2 separate regions of the Homo sapiens genome follow, and region 1 is linked to region 2. Evidence: read pairs that join two places in POLR2A ChIA-PET (ENCODE). Cell type or tissue: A673. All regions are shown on one strand. Each heading gives the region's core, and the rest is flanking DNA. Links, peaks and the distances in the headings are about the cores only.

The links. ChIA-PET counts read pairs that join two places held together with the same protein. Peaks named below come from ENCODE experiments on the same cell type or tissue, not always from the same donor. Only the 100,000 strongest peaks of a DNase experiment are listed, where the experiment ranks them.
Region 1: POLR2A ChIA-PET joins it to region 2 with 7 read pairs; 2 of 35 experiments call an interaction of 5 or more read pairs at or near these places.

What each region holds. Positions count from the first base shown.
Region 1 is chr11:94,463,026-94,471,025 of GRCh38, forward strand. MRE11 (MRE11 double strand break repair nuclease) reads right to left here. Exons shown (of 20, transcript NM_005591.4): 9 at 7,446-7,617; 10 at 4,788-4,868; 11 at 1,088-1,214. It overlaps MIR548L (microRNA 548l), which reads right to left and starts at 3,555; the gene lies at 3,470-3,555. In A673, for the core only: no CTCF peak of the experiment used is centred there; a DNase peak (open chromatin) is centred at 3,426; H3K27ac peaks cover 617 bases.
Region 2 is chr11:94,290,392-94,303,310 of GRCh38, forward strand. No RefSeq gene overlaps it. Among named protein-coding and RNA genes, the nearest start is that of IZUMO1R, 7.7 kb to the right of the region's middle. In A673, for the core only: a CTCF peak has its summit at 7,933 (motif pointing right); no DNase peak of the experiment used is centred there; H3K27me3 peaks cover 2,880 bases.

The DNA.
Region 1 (8,000 bases), core at 1-8,000, 170 kb after region 2:
ACCCTTCTGACAAAGGGCTAATATCCAGAATCTATAAAGAACTTAAACAAATTTATAAGAAAAAATCAAACAACCCCTTCAAAAAGTGGGTGAAGGATATGAACAGACACTTCTCAAAAGAAGACATTTATGCAGCCAACAGACACATGAAAAAATGCTCATCATCACTGCCCGTCAGAGAAATACAATTCAAAACCACAATGAAATACCATCTCATACCAGTTAGAATGGCGATCATTAAAAAGTCAGGAAACAACAGGTGCTGGAGAGGATGTGGAGAAATAGGAGCACTTTTACACTGTTGGTGGGACTGTACACTAGTTCAACCATTGTGGAAGACAGTGTGGTGATTCCTCAAGGACCTAGAACTAGAAATACCATTTGACCCAGCCATCCCATTACTGGGTATATACCCAAAGGATTATAAATCATGCTGCTATAAAGACACATGCACACATGTGTTTATTGTGGCACTATTCACAATAGCAAAGACTTGGAACCAACCCAAATTTCCATCAATGATAGACTGGATTAAGAAAATGTGGCACATATACACTATGGAATACTATGCAGCCATAAAAAATGATGAGTTCATGTCCTTTGTAGGGACATGGATGAAGGTGGAAACCATCATTCTGAGCAAACTACCGCAAGGACAGAAAACCGAACCCCGCATATTCTCACTCATAGGTGGGAATTGAACAATGAGAACACTTGGACACAGGGCAGGGAACATCACACACCGGGGCCTGTCATGGGGTTGGGGGAGGGGGGAGGGATAGCATTAAGAGCAATACCTAATGTAAATGACGAGTTAATGGGTGCAGCACACCAACATGGCACATGTATACATATGCAACAAACCTGCACGTTGTGCACATGTACCCTAGAACTTAAGGTATAATAATAATAAAAAAGATTGCTATCTAATTTTTAGAAGACAAGAGAATTATTCCCACTGTCAATTTGTTTAAGACATTACAATCATATTAAAACATCTTCCATTATTATGTTACAGTTTTTAATAAAGATTCCTTCACAAATCCTATAAGAACATTTTTTTACCTCATAAAAATAACTAGCTTACCTGTTTTTTCCTTTTGTTCTCTATGCCTGAAAAAATGGATAATGTCTTTTGGATTAGCTACCCGATCCACAAATTTCTGGCTAAAGCGAAGAACACTGAAAGGTTCAAAACCTCCACTATAGTCCACCTGAAAACACAGAATAATCTATGAACGCTAGGAAACAACAATTTGCCAATTTTTAAAACACACACTAATCCTTCAGTATTCACAGTGTTTATGCTTGATACTTTGAAATTTATGAATTAATTTTCTACAGTAGATCATGATGGAGCTATATCATTTATCCTACTGAGAAACTAATGTTTGAAAAGTTTATAAGCATAAGCAAAATACTTTGTTCGATGGAATCAAGGTATTGCAATAATTTCCACAATGCAGAATGATTACATCTCCCCCTGATAACACTAATAGTCTAGGTACCTACCAAGCAAACCATCTGAAAACAATTTTCTGAACTTTCAAAACAAACAAACAAACAAACACACACCAAAATAAAATACTAGCCTTAAATGCATTAGTAAATTGGTCTATCATCTTAGAGATGTGCCTCAAGAGAAAGATGAATGCTAGGAACATCCAGGTAATAAAGAATCAAATCTGTGAGCCTTGAGAAATGATTACCTCCAAAACATGGTATCTCACTGAAACTGAGAACTTCTCTCAAGGTAGACTCTTTCTACAGAAGTCTGTAGTGGTAAACAGACCTTTACAAAGACAAATACCACCTTTCTTTCTCAGAGATATGTTCTTCTCAACTAGCTGTTCCCAAAGTACGCTATGGGGACCAGCACTGCACCACCTCACAGCTTATCCAGAATGCTCCCTAACTAAAGTGCTCCCACTTTCACTCATCATCACTATCTGCTAAGGTTTTTTGTTCATTTATTTGATATTTGTGTATCATGTCTCTCTTTGCACCTCCACCTCCTGTAAGCTCGACGAATTCAAAACCTCATCTGTTTTATCATCCCTATATCCTGCAGCATCCATAATAGCAGGTACTCAGTAAGATTTAGTCAATGAATTAATGAATGTCTTTTAGTCAGTACAATGTAGTTTTGTAATATTACTTATATGACAATATGTGCTGTTTTATGAATGAATTCGTAATTTACTGTGCTTAGGAAAAGAAATGCCAATTTTCTATTAAAGTCTGGTTAGTTTTAATGCTGTGAGGCAGACACAGATGAGAAAATTGGGATCTTTTGCCATAATGAAGAGAACTATGTGATTCCCTTAAAGTAATTATTTTTGTATTACCCAGACCATCTCTCTCTCTCTCTTTTTTTTTTTTTTTTTTTTGAGATGGCGTCTCACTGTCACCCAGGCTGGAATGCAGAGGCACAATCTCAGCTCACTGCAACCTCTGCCTCCCGGGTTCAAGCGATTCTCACGCTTCAGCCTCCCAAGTAGTTGGGATTACAGGCATGCACCACCATACCTGGCTAATTTTTTTATTTTTAGTAGAGACAGGGTTTTGCCATGTTGCCCAGGCTGGTCTCGAACTCCTGACGTCAGATGATTCAGCCACTTCGGCCTCCCAAAGTGCTGGGATTACAGGCGTGAGCCACCATGCCCAGCCTTACCCAGATCATCTCTACAGCTACCATGTTATAAAAGACAAAATACTAAATGCTAAAGCTATTAGGTCTCTCCTTCAAACTTCTCATTTATAAATGTTTGGTCATAACAAATTTTATTGGATGTCCTCAATGTTCTAAGTATGCTGTTCAGGGCCAGGGATACAACCATAAATAAATACAATCTTGGCTGTCAAGAAATTCACAAACTGACTGGGAAGAAAAACATGTAAACAGATCACTGGAAGCAGACTGTGAGTGGTGCTATAAGAGGTATGTACAAAGTTGGATGAGGACACAAAGGAAGAAGCATGTTCTCTGTGGGCAGGTCAAGAAAGGCTTCTTTGAAGACAGAGGCTTTAGGTGGGTGCTGAAGAAGGTATAGAGAAAGGAGGAGAGAAGTATGTCCCACGCAACAGGATCAACATGGACAAAGGTTCCAGTGAAATAAACTCCACTGCACCCAGGGGACGGCAGCTTTTTTGGTTTAGACCACATCATGTAGACCCCTGAATGCTAACCTAAAAAAGTTTAGACTTTTTCCTGTTAGTGCTGGGGAATAATTAAGTTATTTTTAGCAGAAAAGACATGCAAAACTGTGTTTTACAAAGATCATTTTGGCATTAGTGTGGAGAGAGAAGGAAACTGGAGGCAGAGTCCTGGTAGGAGGCTGCAGCAATAGGCCAGGAAGTATTAATAAGGGCTTCACTATGCCAGCGACAGTGGGATAAAGAAACGGGAACAGATTACCTACTGTGCAACAGACACTATTTAATCCATTTAGATCTCATAAATCTACGAAGCATTTGGTTGGTGCACAAGTAACTGCAGTTTTTGCCATTACTTTCTACGACAAAACCCGCAAATACTTTTGCACCAACCTAATACAAACCAAGGGATAAGGGATGCGGTTGCTCAAGGTCATACAACTAGTGGTTGGGCCAGAATGAAGCTCAGGAAGTCTGGCTCTACACTGTACTCTTTACCTCCACAGTCTACATCCCAGTACTTCTCAAATTTTCATGAACATATACATTTCTTGGAGATTTTTGTTAAAATACAGTGGGTTCTGATGCAGGGTCTGAGGCTCTGCATTTTTAACAATTTCCCAGGCAACAACAACACTGCTGGTTTAAAGACTACACTCCTCAGTACCAGGCCTCAGGGGACTCCTGGAGATACAGAACAAGAAGGAGGTCTACGTAAAGATTTTGAAGTCATCACTCTATTGGTGGTCATTAAAGCTGTATGCCTACACTGAAAAGAGGGCTAACTATGAGACGGGACGGATACAAATAACTCAGAGAATGCCCAAGAGTAATTCAGCAAGATGAGACACGATCTATTGGATTGAACAATTAAAGGTCATCTTTTCCACTGGTTATGGTGAAGTCAGAGCCTTGGTTATAGTGAACTGAAGAAGAGAAAGTTAAGAGAGATATAGGTTATATACTTTTAGGGGCTTTTAAAGAGAGTAAGCAACATGGGGTAGGAGTTTGGAAAAGGGAAAAGCATAGTGGTAAAGAAGAAGTCTGTTGTTGTTTCTTTGTTTATAACACGATAGAAAGGATAAGCAGATTTATAGGCACAGGAAACAATCCTAATAATAACCAAAACAAATAAACCGTACATAGATTAGAAGGATGTGTTACGGGGAAAAAAATAAGAAGAAAAGAGGAAGCAGAAGAAGGTAAGTGAAATCAGGGCACTGGAGAGAAGGTAGGGGCTGCAATCTTGATGATAGGGCTGCAGTGAGGTGACACGGGAGCAGACTAAAGGGAGATAAGAGCACATCCCACATGCCCAAGAAACTGCGAGAAGGCCAAGATGCCTGGAATGAAGTGAGTAGAGGAGGTAGTTAAAGATGAAGCCAGAGAGCTCAGCCAATCTATTAAATATAACAACAAATTATTTAGAAAATGAGAAAAATAAGTTACCAAACCTATCACTTAAACTGTGATTAACTCAAATCCTTATATCTTTGTTTTTGCCTCCGATGGTGATTGCTCTTCTTATTACTATGAGCACTCTCCTCACTACTTTTCAAAGAAACCATGTAAACTGTACATTACTATGCTTTGAAAATTAATAATATTCAATCTATATAAATAGGACTTACTCGCAGTCGTACAAGAGGCTTCTCTGGCTGGTGAGAATTACCCAGACGTTCCCGTTCAGCATTTTCAAGCATTTCTTCAATCTCAAAATTTTTAAAAAGATTAAAAAACAACGTAGTAAACTGAGTTTAACTTGGCTGAATAGCAGCTTATTACCACAGGAATTTTCCTGAACTACATAATCATCTTTATTTCCTAGGTCATTTATGACACCTTTTCAAATATACCTTCTTGTAATGCTCCTTTAATACTATTCCTTAATGTTTTCCTTTCATGAAAGTTCTTCATAATTTTTCAATCTCTAAAATAATTCTTTTAGAATAAAACTTAAAATATTACTACTCATGTTTCAATAAGGCTTTCCTCAGCTTACCAACTTAAAACCAAGTAAGTCTAGTTTTTGCAGTCATATGATCCATGGGAGACTCACCAGAAGATTTAGGGATCAATAAGCAAGGACTTTAGATTATTTATCTTGGAAGAGTTCAAGGTAAAAGAAAATAAGACTGATGTTTTCAAATATGTGGAGTTGTCTCATACTCTGAGAGGATAAGATTATAACATCTTAGACTTGAAAGAGTTCTGAAGACAAAAGCACTTGTTCTATATTGTTCTTAAGGGTAAAACCAAGTTACAAGGAGACAGCACTAGATTATTTTCATAAATGGCTGTGTGCACAGTGATTAGATATCTCCAGATGGCCAACTTCATAGCTGAACAATTCTAGTTCTTAGAAAGTTCTTGTATTGGAACAAAAACTGCCTTCCTATAACTTGGTCCTGATCTCAAGAACAATACAGAACAAGTGTTTTTGTCCTCAGATTTCTTTCACATCTAAGACTTTATAATCTTGTCCTTTAAACTGTCTGTAACAATGAAGTCCAAAAGAGTTTTCTGCAATAATTTTTTCTATGTGCATATTCAATATGGTTGCCAAAACCATATGTGGATATAGAGTACTTGAAATGTGGCTAGTACAAGTGAGAAACTGAATTTTAAATTTAAATGTAAATAATTAAATGTAAACGCCACATGTGCTAGTGAATACATATCAGACAGCACAGAGAAAATCTATAAGAATATGATCTCCTAGGTCAATTATTTCAATCCAACAAGCATTTATAGAGCATCATTTTGCCAGGTACTAGGTCAAGTGCTGAGACAGAAAAGTAAGATATGGGTCCTGTCCTCAAAGAGTTCAGAAGACACTCACATGCTTATAAAAAATAATATAACTTAACTAAGTACAATAACAGAAATGTACATAAAATACAGAGATAACAGAAAGTTATGTGCACACCTGGTGTTTAAAATGAACCTCTATTACTTTGTGTCACCAGCGTCTACTTTCCTCTCTGGATTCATGTCACCAAAGCCCACAGGATTTAGGTGAAGTTCATACAGTAGACCTCAACCAGAGGTGACTTTGCTTCTCTAAGGACATTTGGCAAGGTCTGTAAACATTTTTGATCATCACGACCAGTTAGAAGGGGTACTACTGGCATCTAGTGGGTACAAACCAGGGAGAATACTGCTAAACATCCCAGAGTGCACAGAACTGCCTCCCACAACAAAGAATTATTAGTACAAAATGTCAACTAAGCCAAAGTTGAAAAACCCAGGTCTGACTCCAGGGAAGGGCACATGACTCAGGCCTGGATCAATCAATGCAAAAGCAATTAATGCATTTTCTATCTCTTTGGCTTGAGAGATTGGATTTAGGGATGCCAGAATCTTAATCTATGTTTGAGTTTCTAGAGTCAATCATCTTGAAACAAGCGTACACTTTTGGTTACGTGAGCTACACACTGCTCAAAAAGCTGTGACACTGAATGAGTCACCTTATCTAAGGTTCAGTTCCTCTAAACTATAGATGGTAGAAACTACTCACATATAGTATTGTTGGCTAGATTAAATGCTGTCAACAGTGCACATCACATACAGTAAATCAGTAAGTATCACTGGTCATAATTATTATCATTGTTACTATGTTACCTGATTTTTCATGAAAAGAAAACATAGTAGGACAGCTGACACAGAGTTAAGAACTGAGCGTCAGCAAGTGATGCTAATTAAGCTGTCAAACCACATATTATTAAATGCATTAATCCACCCAACCTTAGTAGTGGCTGAAATTTTCTAGAGATTTAGGGGTGGCAATGTGCATAGAGAGGGAGGTTTGGGACTTACATTGCAGCAATAGGGTGGATAGCAAACACATTTTTCACATTTCATTTGGGGTAGCTTTCAGGGTGAAAGGGACGCCTAATACAGATTATTAGAAGCTAAGGCTTTTCTCACACACGATAGTCTCCCATTCCTCAATCAAAGTTACTGCCTGCTTTCATAAATAAAATGAACAAATCATCAAATCAGGATTAAAAAGGAGAAAAGATTATGTATTATGTTTTTGAAAAGGAAGAAAGAAACTAGGAGAGAGATTTAATTTTTTTTAACATCCAGTATTCCTCTCTCTCAATGACTTAAAAAAAAAAATCTTGGACACAATTAAACACATTCACTGAAGAACAGTGTCCTTACAGGCTTCATGAGAATGTAATCAACATAAAGGCTTCCCTCTACTCTATTAAATTACTTAATTGAAGGTGAATAATTCTTCAACTAAAGTAGATCTCATTGACTTTATCAAAAAGAATTACCTTCTCCAAACAGAAGCTTTGTATGGCTTGGGTTACTTTAGGATTATCTGGGTTAAAAATGTCTGGATGATTAGCTAGAACAATATCCTCCATGAAAAACTGCCGCACTGTGTGAAGAGGAATTTTATGCATATTCATCTTCCTCCCTTTAATACGCAGCAAACCAACATGTCTGAAGTGGAGAGAAATGAACACCGAGTCACAGTGTAAATTTCCTCAGGGTGATGTGCAAACGAAAGCTTTCATATTTCTTAGTTTCTAAAAATGCTTCTTTATAAAATCATACTCTTAAAAATAAATGTTTCTGCTAATTTAACCTTAATGTTATCATCACAGGAAAAGATGGTAGACATTTTCCTTCCCCAGAGTAAAATCAACTCATCCATTATTATCCCTGTCTGATCAGTCTTGTAAGATAGACATAATAAGCATAAAAAAATGTTAACAGGACTATGATGGTAGCATATGTAGACTATAGTATTACATCTATATACCTATGTATATGTACATACATGTACACATATAGACAAAATGATTTTGCAGTGGACTCATGAA
Region 2 (12,919 bases), core at 2,159-10,158:
TGCAATTCCCATCAAAGTATCATTATCATTCTTTGCAGAACTAGAAAAAACAATCCTAAAGTTCATATGGAACCAAAAAACAGCCTGCATAGCCAAAGCAAGACTAAGAAAAAGAAAAAATCTGGAGACATCACATTACCCAGCTTCAAATTATACTACAAGGTTATAGTTACCCAAACAGCATAATACTGGTATAAAAATCAGGACATAGACTGGTGGGACAGAATAGAGAACCCAGAAATAAAGCCAAATACTTACAGCCAACTGATCTTTGACAAAGCAAACAAAAACATAAAGTGGGGGAAAGACACTTTATTCAATAAATGGTGCTGAGATAATTGACAAGCCACATGTAGCAGAATGAAACTGGATCCTCATCTCTCACCTTACACAAAAATCAACTCAAGATGGATCAAAGACTTAAATCTAAGACCTAAAACCATATAAATTCTAGAACACAACATCAGAAAAACTCTTCTAGACATTAGCTTAGGTAAAGAGTTCATGGCCAAGAACTCAAAAGCAAATGCAACAAAAACAAAGATAAATAAATGGGACCTAATTAAGCTAAAAAGCTTTTGCACAGCAAAAGAAATAATCAGCAGAGTAAACAGGCAACCCATGGAGTGGGAGAAAAATCTTCACAAACTATGCATCAAACAAAGGACTAATATCTAGAATCTACAAGGAACTCAAATCAGCAAGAAAAAAAAATCCCATCAAAAAGTGGGCAAAGACATGAATAAACAATTCTCAAAAGAAGACGTACGAATGGCCAATAAAAATATGAAAAAATGTTCAACATCACTAATTATCAGGGAAATGCAAGTCAAAACCACAATGACGTTACTCCTGCAAGAACGGCCATAATTAAAATATCAAAAAATAACATATGTTTGCATGGATGTGGTGAAAAGAGAACACTTTTACACTGCTGGTGAGAATGTAAACTAGTACAACCACTATGGAAAACAGTATGGAGATTCCTTAAAGAACAAAAAATAGAGCTACCATTTGATCCGCAATCCCACTACTGGGTATCTACCCAGAGGAAAAGAAGTCATTATATGAAAAAGACACTTGCACATGCATGTTTATAATAGCACAATTCACAATTGCAAATATATGGAACCAGCCTAAATGCCCATCAACCAATGAGTGATGAGTGGATAAATAAAATGTCATATATATCATATACATACCGTGGAATACTACTCAGTCATAAAAAAGAAATGAAATAATGGCATTCACAGCAACCTGGATGGAATTGGAGACCATTATTCTAAGTGAAGCAACTCAGGAATGGAAAAGCAAATATTGTATATTCTCACTTATAAATGGGAGCTAAGCTGTGAGGACGCAAAGGCATAAGAATGATATAAAGCACTTTGGGGACTCAGCGGGGGAGGATGGGAGGGCAGTGAGGGATAAAAGACTATACATTGGGTACAGTGTACACTGCTTGGGTGATGGGTACACCAAAATCTCAGAAATCATCACTAAAAAACTTATCCATGCAATCAAAAACCACTTGTTATCCAAAAACTGAAATAAAATTAAAAAATAAACTATATTTTTTTAAAGAAAAAGGAACAGAGTCTAAGGGAACTGTGGGACACCATCGAGCATACCAAGAAGCATCCCAGGAGGAGAGAAGAGAGAAAAAGAGGCAAAAAAGCTATTTGAAGAAATCATGGCTAAAATGGCTTGAATTTGATGAAATACATGTATCTATATATCCAAGAAATTCAACAAACTCTAAGTAGAATAAACTCAAAGACATCTACACTGAGGCACAATGATAATTAAACTGTCAAGAAAAAAAAGACTAAGACAATTTTGAAAGTGGCAGGAGAGAAACATCTCGTCATATACAAGCAATCATCAATAAGTTTAACAGCTCATTTCTCATCAGAAACCATGAAAGCCAAAAGGCAATGGGGTGACATAGTTTAAAGCCTGTAAATTAAGAATTATATGTTTATAAAAATATTCTTTAAAAATCAAAATGAAATTCAAAAAGAAAAAAAAAAAAGACCAGGTGTGGTGGCTCACGCCTGTAATCCCAGCATTTTGGGAAGCTGAAGTGGGTGGATCACCTGAGGTCAGGAGTTCAAGACCAACCTGACCAACATGGCAAAAACCCGTCTCTACTAAAAATACAAAAATTAGCCAGGTGCAGTGGTGGGCACCTGTAAACCCAGCTACTCGAGAGGCTGAGACATGAGAATAGCTTGAACCCAGGAGGCGGAGGTTGCAGTGACCCAAGATTGTGCCATTGCACTCCAGCCTGGGCAACAGAGCGAGACTCCATCTCAAAAAAAAACAAAACAAAACAACAAAAAAAAACTAAACTAAAATGAAATTAAGACATTCTCAGATAAAAACTGAGAAAGTTTATTGCTAGCAGTCCTGCCCTACAAGAAATGCTAAAAGCAGTCTTTCAGGATGAAATGAACAGACATTACACAGTAATTCAAAACAATATGAAGAAATAACACCAGTAAAGGTAACAACATAAGTGAATATTAATATAGAAACCAGGGTTATTGTATTTTTGGTTTGTAACTCATCTTTCTTTTCCTATATTATTTAAAATATAAGTGCAAAAAACACTAATTATAAATTTCTGCTAATTGGCACACAATGTATAAAGACGAAACTGTTAACAACAGCAATGTAAAGAGGGAGGGCAGCTATACAGGAGCAGAGATTTCTATGCTGTTGAAGTTAGTTGCTATCAACTCAAAGAAATTTAGGATGTTAATTATAATCTCCAGGGTAACCACTAAGAAAATAACTAAGAAACATACAGAAAAGGAAATGAGGTGGGAATCAAAATGGCACACAAGAAAAAAACAAGAAAATAATCTAGAGGTCCTCTGGCTCATTTTGCCAACAGGTGCAAGAATTGGCTTTCAGTGGAATATGATACATAGCCTGTGGGCAAAATGAGACTCCTCTGAACAGAAATTCAGCCCACATAAGATTTTTAGCAAAAATATAATATAAATAAACATGAAGCATTATCTAGGTAATAAGCATGACCTAGCAGTTCAACATGTTCTGAGAACCTGCCTACAGTTGCTCCTGTGAAATTGAGGCCTGGTGCTACATAGCAAGCCAAAATTTTTCTAAGTCTGCTTGGCAGAAGTCTCATGCCATGACGTTAATGGGTATAACACACAAAAGTGCTGCTGTAGCCAAATATGTTTGAAATGCTGGGTTAAATGGAGTTTAAGAAAGGTCTTGGCTGGATGCGGTGACTCACGTCTGTAATACCAGAACTTTGGGAGGCCGAGGCGGGTGGATCACCTGAGGTCAGGAGTTCCAGACCAGCCTGGCCAACATAGTGAAACCCTGTCTCTACTAAAAATACAAAAATTAGCCAGGCGTGGTGGCATGTGCCTGTAGTCCCAGCTACTCACTCGGGAGACTGAGGCAGGAGAAGCACTTGAACCCGGGAGGCGGAGATTGCATTGAGCCGAGATCATGCCGCTGTACTCCAGCCTGGCAGACAGAGCAAGACTCTGTCTTAAAAAAAAAATTAAAAAAAAAAAAGTCTTTACTGCAGTACTTATTGGAATCTGTAACACATTGTGCATGTACACTTTGAGTCCTCAGGAGGTAGTGATAACACGAATGTTTCCCAAACATTTTCATCGTGGAAAGAATCTGTTATTTTTGAGACTGGAACTTCAGGGAACATTCTTTAGAGAATGGTGCATAGCAAAGTTAAGCAAAAAAATAGAGGTATTCTAAACCCCCGTTTCTTCATGACCATAGTTGGGGTGGTGGCATTTAGGGTTGCTGTGTGATAACCTGAGTGACACACTTGGCCCAGTGGCTGCCACATGGCAGGTGTTTAAACTTTGCAGAGTTTATTAGACTTAATTGCCTATGAAACACTCAATAGACTTTTATTTTCTGTTTAATATAGAATAGGGGGAACACAGACTTGAAGCCAGATAGATTGGGCCTCAAATTCTTGTTTCATTGCTCGCCACCGATTACAGACTTTAACAAGAGTTACAAAATACCTTCCTAGCAACACCTAGATTACCATTTTGTTGAGAATAGGGGGCAATAGCCTAGATAATTTCATACATAACGACCACATGAATCCACCCTTTGACAACCTGGCACCCATACACATCTTCTTAAGCCATATTTAATATCCAAATAAAGACAACAAAGTGATACTTCCCCCTAACATGACACAGCTATCCTGTGTGCAAACAGAAACATGCTAATCCTTTCCCCAGAACAGAATGCAGATTCTTGGGTGATATTCACTCTTTTCCTTTCATATCTTGTAGCTTAAATACAAAGAGTAGACCACATATGACAGTGATGACAGTGGCCCCATAAGATCATAATACTGTATTTTTACTATACCTTTTGTATGTTTAGATATGTTTAGATGCAAAAATGCTTATCATTGTGTTACAATTGCCTACAGTATTCAGTACAGTAACATGCTGTATAGGTTTGTAGCCTGAAAACAATAGGCTATACTACTATATTTAGCCTAGGTGTATGGTAGACTATACCCTCTAGGTTTGTGTAAGTACACTCTATGATGTTTGCATGATGTCAAAGTTGTCTAACAACACATTTCTCAGAATATATTCCTGTTATTAAGCAACACATGACTGTACTGTGATATAAAGTTAACTATTGGCCAGGCATGGTGGCTCACACCTGTAATCCCAGCACTTCGGAAGGCTGAGGTGGGAGGATCACTTAAGCCTGGCAGTTTGAGACCAGTCCGGGCAAAATAGTGAGACTCATCTCTGCAAAAAAAAAAAAAAAATTAGCCAAGTGTGGTGGTGCATGCCTGTAGTCCTAGCCACTTGGAAGGCTGAGGTGGGAGGATCACTTAAGCCCAGGAGTTTGAGGCTGCAGTGAGCCATGATCATGCCACTTCACTCCAGCTTGGGCAACAAAGTGAGACTCTGTCTCAAAATAAATAAATAAAGTCAACTATTACTAATATATCTTCTGTTCTGTGAAAGAGGTAAGACTGAACAACTTATTTAACTTCTCTGAGGTGATCTTTAAAATGGGTTTAAAACACCTACACAGGATTGTTTGCTCATTCCTTCATTCAGCAGTCATTCATACCAATCAATGTCAACTGTGTTGTATACACAAAGACATTCATATATGATACAATCTTTGCCCTTGATTAGCAGACAGACAGTGAGATGAGATGTCTCAAGAATTTGATACGGGACCTGGAACAGAGCCAGTGCTTGAGAAATCTTAGTTGCCTTCCCCTTATTCATGGAATGGGTAAGGCACAGCTCTGAGAACAACCATCCTCATATCCTAGGTTTCTTCACTTCACCCAAAGAGACCATTTATCCTTCAGTAGAAATAATCCCAGAACACTTCCTCCAGATTCAAAGAAAACACCATGCCAAGGGATTTGGCAGATAAAGGAGGAGATAAAGGCTTTCCACATTTCTATGAATGAATGCAATGCTTTGTCTTTAAGGAAAATACAGCAAGAGGCCTCAATGTTTCCTCTTAAGCCCCAGTTTGCATGGCAACCAGACATTCCACACACTTTGATCATAAAACGGAAGCATCAACTCAAATGTGAAAAGACACTTAGCAACTTAAAATCTATTATAGTTTCATAAATTGGAGTCTTTGAATATTCCCAACTATTAACATTTTTCAGAGATTTAAGTCTTAAATAAACTTAAAGCAATTCAAGAGCTTCACATAATGGTACATCTCACTGGTCTATAATAAAGGTATCTGAAGAATCACAAAATTTACTTTTCTAGAAATGGCAACTGCTTAATGATTGTATTGCAAGGCAATTTACCCACAGCCTCCTGGAAAATTGATTTTCCTCTCTCTGTCTTTTCATTTGTAAGCACAAGGGCATAAAGAGCCAAATATTTGCCACCTTGAAACTATATACTTTCCATTATTTTCTGTCTATAAAAACTATAAAATACATTGCGGACCTTCCAGCTCTTCTGCGAGATTTCTCAGATATTTTCAATGTAAGACAAAGACTAAAACAAATCCAAAAAGATGCATATTTGTTTTCTCTAGGCTATGAAGTATAACCCAACTGATTCCGTTCTTCAAACTTGAAATTGTGTACTTGACTAAGAAAAAAACAAAAAACAATTCACCAACTGCATTTGCCAAGCCTCATGGTTTATAGAGCTGTGGGGAGTCAGGAAGATGAGCCCAGCAAGACACAGGACATCTAGTGATAAGAGAGGTGAATAAAGAGAAGAAAAACAATCATTTTCTACAAAGTAGAAATTGAAACGCCTGCAAATCACATATGTACATGACCATCTAAATATGACCATACACAGAAACTCAGATTTCCAAGAATTTTTCCTGGTATGCTTCTTGGCAAAAATGAATCATAGGAGAAATCTTTTTTTTTTTTAACCAAAAAACAATCCCTTGTTCATTTAACAAATACCTACTGAGTGCCTATCATGTACCCAGAACTGTGGTTATAGGTGTAAGACTGACAGACACAGTCTCTACTGGTCTAGGAGCTTACAGCCGCCCAGTGGGGAACACATGAGTCAGCAGGCATCTCTGGAATAGTGTGGCAAGTGACATGATGGAGGTAACCCAAAAGCTATGAGAGAGAGTACCTGGAAGGACACCTAACCCAGATTTGGGCTTCCTTGGATATAGATATCTTCAAATTGAGGTCTAGAAAATAACAAGTTAGCTAAAGGAAGATACTACATGTTTTGAGGATGACGGGGGAGGTCCCATGTGAAATGGAACAGCATGTACAAAAGCCTGGAGCAACAGTGATCATAGAGAGTTCAAAGTATTGAAGATAGTTCCGTTTAGCTGGACTTTCCCACACTAGGAAGGATAGGATTGTGGATACAATTCTAATGCTGCCACCAACACTGGCTTACATCCTTGGAAAGTGAAGGGGAGAGATGGGGGGAGGACACAGCCACACTGAGAGTCATGCTTTGGGCAGCCTTGCCTGCAGGGGGCCACTGAACCATACGTATTATACCCATGTAAAATTGTCCCAGTCTAAAAGAACATATGTAGGGGTGTTTCAAGGTCCTTTGAGAGGAGCTACTGATAAGTTTGCACCTATTCAAATACTTATCTTTTTAAGCATACTAGGTTGGCAGGAGGGGCATCCACTGAAAATTGGACTGTGAGGAAAGAGCATGGCCTGTGGAGTCAGAAACACTGAGTTCTACCCCAGGTTCAGGCCCTGTGGGTTGTCACACCTGACACATCCCATTCACTCACTCACTCATTCATGTGTTCAAATATTGAGAGGCCCTTCTATGTACCATAAACTGGCAGGAGCAGGTGACAGAAGGTGATATGGTTCGGCTGTGTCCCCACCCAAAATCTCATCTTGAATTATAATCCCCATAATCCCTATGTGTCAAAGGCAGGGCCAGGTGGAGGTAATTAGATCATGGGAGTGGTTTCACCCATGCTGTTCTCATGGTAGTGAGTCTCACAAGACCTGATGGTTTTATACGCGTCTGGCATTTCCCTTGCTTGCACTCACTTGGTCCTGAAACCCTATGAAGAAGATGCCTGCTTCTCCTTTGCTTTCCACCATGATTGTAAGTTTCCTGAGGCTTCCCCAGCCATGCGGAATTGTGAGTCAATTAAACCTCTTTCCTTTATAAATTACCCAGTCTCAGGTATTTCTTCATAGCAGTGTGAGAACAGACTAATACAGAAGGATAAAGCAAAGTCCTCACTCTTAAGGAACTCAAGAGTCTAAGGAGGGAGGGGCAAGCAAATATGCAGAAGATTGCATCACCCTGTATTAAATACGATGCTGAAAAGAAGCATTGAATGCCATGAGAGTCCACAGAGGAAGGGGCAAAAGCAGGCTGTCTTGTGATGAAGGTGCCTGAGCAGAGCCCGAGATGATGAGCAGCCTGGCGGAGAAGCAGGGAAAGGTCATCCCCAGCAGATGGAGCTGCAGATGAAAAGGAACAGAGCAGTGGTGGCTCATTCAGAGAGCAGGGAGTAGCTCAGTGTGGCTGGCCTGAAGGGTGAGGATGGGATGGGGGGTGAGAAGTTTCTGTTGTAACCCATGTCAGATGATGAAGAGCCTCGAATGACCATGTTAAAGTATTTGCATGAGGTGGCAGAGGAAGAGGGGTCCAGGATAGCTCCAGGCAGGGTGACTGGAGGGAAGGGGTGCCATTAGCCAGCATAGAAAAGCAGATTGAATGAGGAGCTAAAACAGGTAAGTGTAAGGTGCCTGTGAGAAATTCAAGTGCAATACCATTGGAAGTATGTAGATATGTAATTCTACAGGTCGGGACTGTATAGAGATTTAAGAGTACCCACATATAGATGATCACTAAAGCCATGTTGGGGGTGAGATTGCCCAGAGAGAGAGTGTGTACCGTAAGAAGAGAAGAGGTCCAACCAAGAACAGAGCCCCAGAAAGCACTTAAAGGGCAGAAGGCGGAAATGGAACCTATCAAAGGGACCAACAAGGAACTAGTTGAGACGCAGGAGGAAAGTCCTGAGAATCAAGAAGACATGACTTTCAAGAAGGCCAGGGGGATTGAGTACTTTGGTCAAAGGCAGCTGAAGGGTCAGGTAGGATACAGATGGACCTTACCCACTGGATTGGATAATTTAGAAGTTGCTGCTGAATATGGCCAGAGTGGATTCCAGGGAACGGTGGTGGAGCCAGGCAGCAGGGAGGGATAATGAGCATAAGGAGACACAGAGGAGCCACCATGAACATACACAGGTTTTATACAAAACATGGCTAGGAAGAAAAGACAGTTTGGTAGCTGACGTGGAACTTAGGGTCAAAGGACAGTTCCAGGACGGGACGTTGGGTGGATTGAAAATATATGAAGAGGCCGGGTGTGGTGGCTCACACCTGTAATCCCAGCACTTTGGGAGGCCAAGGCAGGTGGATCACTTGAGGTCGGGAGTCCGAGACCAGCCTGGCCAACATGGTGAAACCCCGTCTCTACTAAAAATACAAAAATTAGCCAGGCTTGGTGGCACGTGCCTGTAATCCCAGCTACTGGGGAGGCTGAGGCAGGAGAATTGCTTGAACCCAGGAGGCGGAGGTTGCAGTGAGCTGAGATTGCGCCATTGCACTCTAGTCTGGGTGACAAAGCAAGACTCCGTCTCAAAAAAAAAGAAGAAAAGAAAGAAAATGTATGGAGAACAGTGCAAATTGTAAAACTGCATGCAAACCTTAGTTACTAGTTAATAATGCTCTCTGATATACCCAGCAGCAGCCTGGTTTGAATGTGACAATGTGACATAAGTGTAATGGTGAGCAAGGGAGCCATCAGCCCGAGAAGGAAAATATGGAGAGTAAAGACATTTGTTCTTTCTCCCCTGTCTGTAATTTTCAGTTAATTCCTTGTCCATAGAACACTGGTGTTTTGCTCTCTGTTCTCCCCTTCCTTGGACTCTCTTCAACAGTTGATGAGCTTCACATTCATTTCCCTTGTGGTGATTAGACCTAAAAAGTGGCCTTCTTCAAGTGGCAATGAGAGGCCCCAGCATTAACGCTCTGAAATATCACGGAAATTATCAGAAAATGAAGAGGCTCTGGTTGGAAAATCTGGGAGTGAGGAAGAAAACTGAGAGAGGAAAGGCAGGGAGGGGAGGGGTGGGAGAAAAGGCTGAGAGGAGAGGTCACTATAAACTAAAAGGAGGAAGAATAGAGGAGGGAAGGAAAAGAAAGAGGGGATAGGAAGGAAGAGAGGAGAGGGGAGGGAGGGAGAGGAGAGAGAGAAGGGAAGAGATGGGAAGAAGGATGGGGAGAGGGAGAAAGGAGAGGTCACCTTAAGTTGGAGAGAAAAGGATAGGTGAGCACATGATAAAGGAGAAGAGAGAGAGGAAAGGAAGGAAGGCAGGAGAAAGGGAGAGATGGGATAGGTCAGGTTAAACTAGGGAGGTGTCTGAATTAGTATTCCAGGAAGAGATGCTGGGTGGATTGAAAATGTATCAAGAACAATTGCATATTGTAAAACTGCATACAAACCTCAGTTATGAGCTATTACACTCAGCAGCAGGAAAGAAGAGAGGCAGAAAAGAGAGATGGGATACGTCAGGTTAAACTAGAGAAGGGTCTGAGTTAAAACTATGTTTTTAAGAAATGCAGTTTGGGCCAGGCATGGTGGCTCACACCTGTAATCCCGGCACTTTGGGAAGCCGAGGCAGGTGGATCACTGGAGATCAGGAGTTTGAGACTAGCCTGGCCAACATGGTGAAACCCCATCTCTACTAAAAATACAAAAAGTTAGCTGGGCATGGTGGTGTGCACCTGTAATCCCAGCTACTCGGGAGGGAGGCTGAGGTGGGAGAATCGCTGGAACCCGGGAGGCAGAGGTTGCAGTGAGCCGAGATTGTGTTACTGCATTCCAGCCTAGGCGACAGAGTGAGAGTCTGTCTCAAAAAAAAAAAAGAAAGAAAGAAAAGAAAAGAAATGCAGTTTTATTCTACTCGGGTATTTCTCCTCATTGCAGACAACAAATTGCAGAGTATGCACTCTGGGCCAGGGACTGTGTTTGACCCTGTGACTATTACTGTCTTTCTGGAGCTGCTTACAGAAGAGGCAATGTCGAGCCTGTCTGCAGGCATTCATTTCCAAGGGCAGGAGGTATGTGCAATGACTGCAGCAGCATAAGCTCCAAGAGACATCTCACCAGCCCATGACGGCCATACAAGCTTCCCTGACAGGAAGCCTTCAGTTCTGAGAGCTGAGGGGTATGTATCCCTAGACACAGAGGCTGGGCTATGACAGAACAGCCCTGGAAGTGGGGCCCCTGCAAGCGGCAGGACAATGACAGGCCGTCAGGCCTCAGGAGTGCCCAGAGCATCAATGAGAGCAAGTACAACAGATTAAGATCTAAAAGTAAATAAAAACCACATTTAAAAGGGCTGGTGTGCCATGTTAAGGACCTGGGACTTACCTTAAGGTCTAGAAAGGTTTTAAACATGGGAGCATCATAATTGTCTTTACATTTTTAAAAGATCATTCTGAAAAACAAAGACTGCAAACAAATGTTGAACCCTAGTTAATGATATGCATGTTTGAATTACTTAGGAAGACATCAGTTTACTGATATCTGCAATTTACTTTGAAATACATAAAAAATAATAAGACTGATACCTGAATAGAGAGAAGGATGGTTGGCTAAATATATAATAAAGAAAATATAATAAAATGGTAATGGTGAAATCTAAGTGGTGGGCATATGAGAGAGAGTTCACTATAAAATTATCTCAACTTTATGTTTGAAAACTTTCATAATTAAAATACTGATAAAAGAAACGAAATAATTATATGAAAAATATACCTGCATTCTTATGTTTATTACAGCACTATTCACAATAGTAAAGATTTGGAATCAACCTAAGTGTTCATTAACAGATGAATGGATAAAGTAAATGTGGTAAAATATATACAATGATACACTATTCATCCATATAAAAGAATGAAATCGTATCTTTTGCAGTAACATGGATGGAACTGAAGCCACTATCTTAAGTAAAACAACTCAAACAAAAAGTCAAATACTGCATTTTCTCACTTAAAAGTGGAAGCTAAATAATGTGTACACATGGACATAGAGCATGGAATAATAGATGTTGGAGACTCAGAAGGGCGGGAGGGGGTGAGGTATAAGAAATTACATAATGAGTACAATGTACAAAGCACAGACTTCACCACTGTGCAATATATCCATGTAACCAAACTGCACTTATACCCTTAAATTTATACAAATTTAAAAAAATTCTGAGAAATTAGATCATTATGGCTGCTACTTGATTAAAGCTCTGGAAAAGGGTGGGAGAGCTAGTTAGGAGGTTGTTGCAGTAACTGAGGCAAGAGCCGATCATGGTCCAGACAGTAAGTAAGGGATGTGAATTCAAGAGATATTTAGAAAGTTAAATCAACAGCTTCGGCGATTGGATAGACATAGAGTGAAGAATAAATTAATATCCCTATTTACCTCCCTAGACAGAAACCAATTAAGAGTTTACATGAGGATGGTCAATCAGGTTTGGGGTGAGAAGAATTCATGAGACCCAGTAAGAACTCTGAATCACTGAAGTCCCCTTCGGCTGGCCTCTGACATCAGATTCTCACCAGGAGACTCCTGGCTCTAGCTCTTCACTTTCGTAGTCTGTTCTCAAATTCAGTGGGGGAGTGACCTCAGGATGGGAGAGGGGAAGGAAGTCATCACTGCCCAGCATCTCCAGTGGCCCCAAACCAGAGCCAAGGCTGGGTTGCTTCACCTACTGCCCTGCCCTCCTTGTCCTCCCTCAGAGCCCGCTGAAGGCTGCTGTACCTCTTCTTTTGGAAACGCAAGTGTTGGTTTTGTTGTGTGTGTGTGTGTTTTAGAATAAAAATTGTCTTGAATCAGCCACTTCAAATTGCTTCATCTACAGTCAGCTTTGACTTATCTGCTTTCAGTCAGAAAACAGATTGCTATGGAAGGCTCAGTCACAATAAGGCAAAAATGAGCTTTGCTCAAGGGTCTCAAGCTGCATCTCCCGAGAGCAGATGCTGGCCGGCCTGATGGTTCTCTGAAAGGCAGCCTCACTCACTGGGTAATTCCTTCCTCCCTCCCTCCCTCCCTCCCTCCACCTGCATATGCGCTGGCTGCAATTTTAGCTCATTTCCTACAGCTTTGTCCTGGAGACTGTTATCAAGCAAGCCGCCCTTCGTCCTTCTTCACACCCTATGAAGGACAGTTGTCAGAGGACCTATTTCCATTTCAATAATTACTCTTGTGATTCATGTCTGGATTCTCGGCTCTGGCACCTCCACAGCCATTTTAAACTGAACCTTAAACCCCAAATCTCTTACCTTATCAATGCTTGGAGCTTCCTGAATATTCATGAGGAACTGAACAGAACATGACAG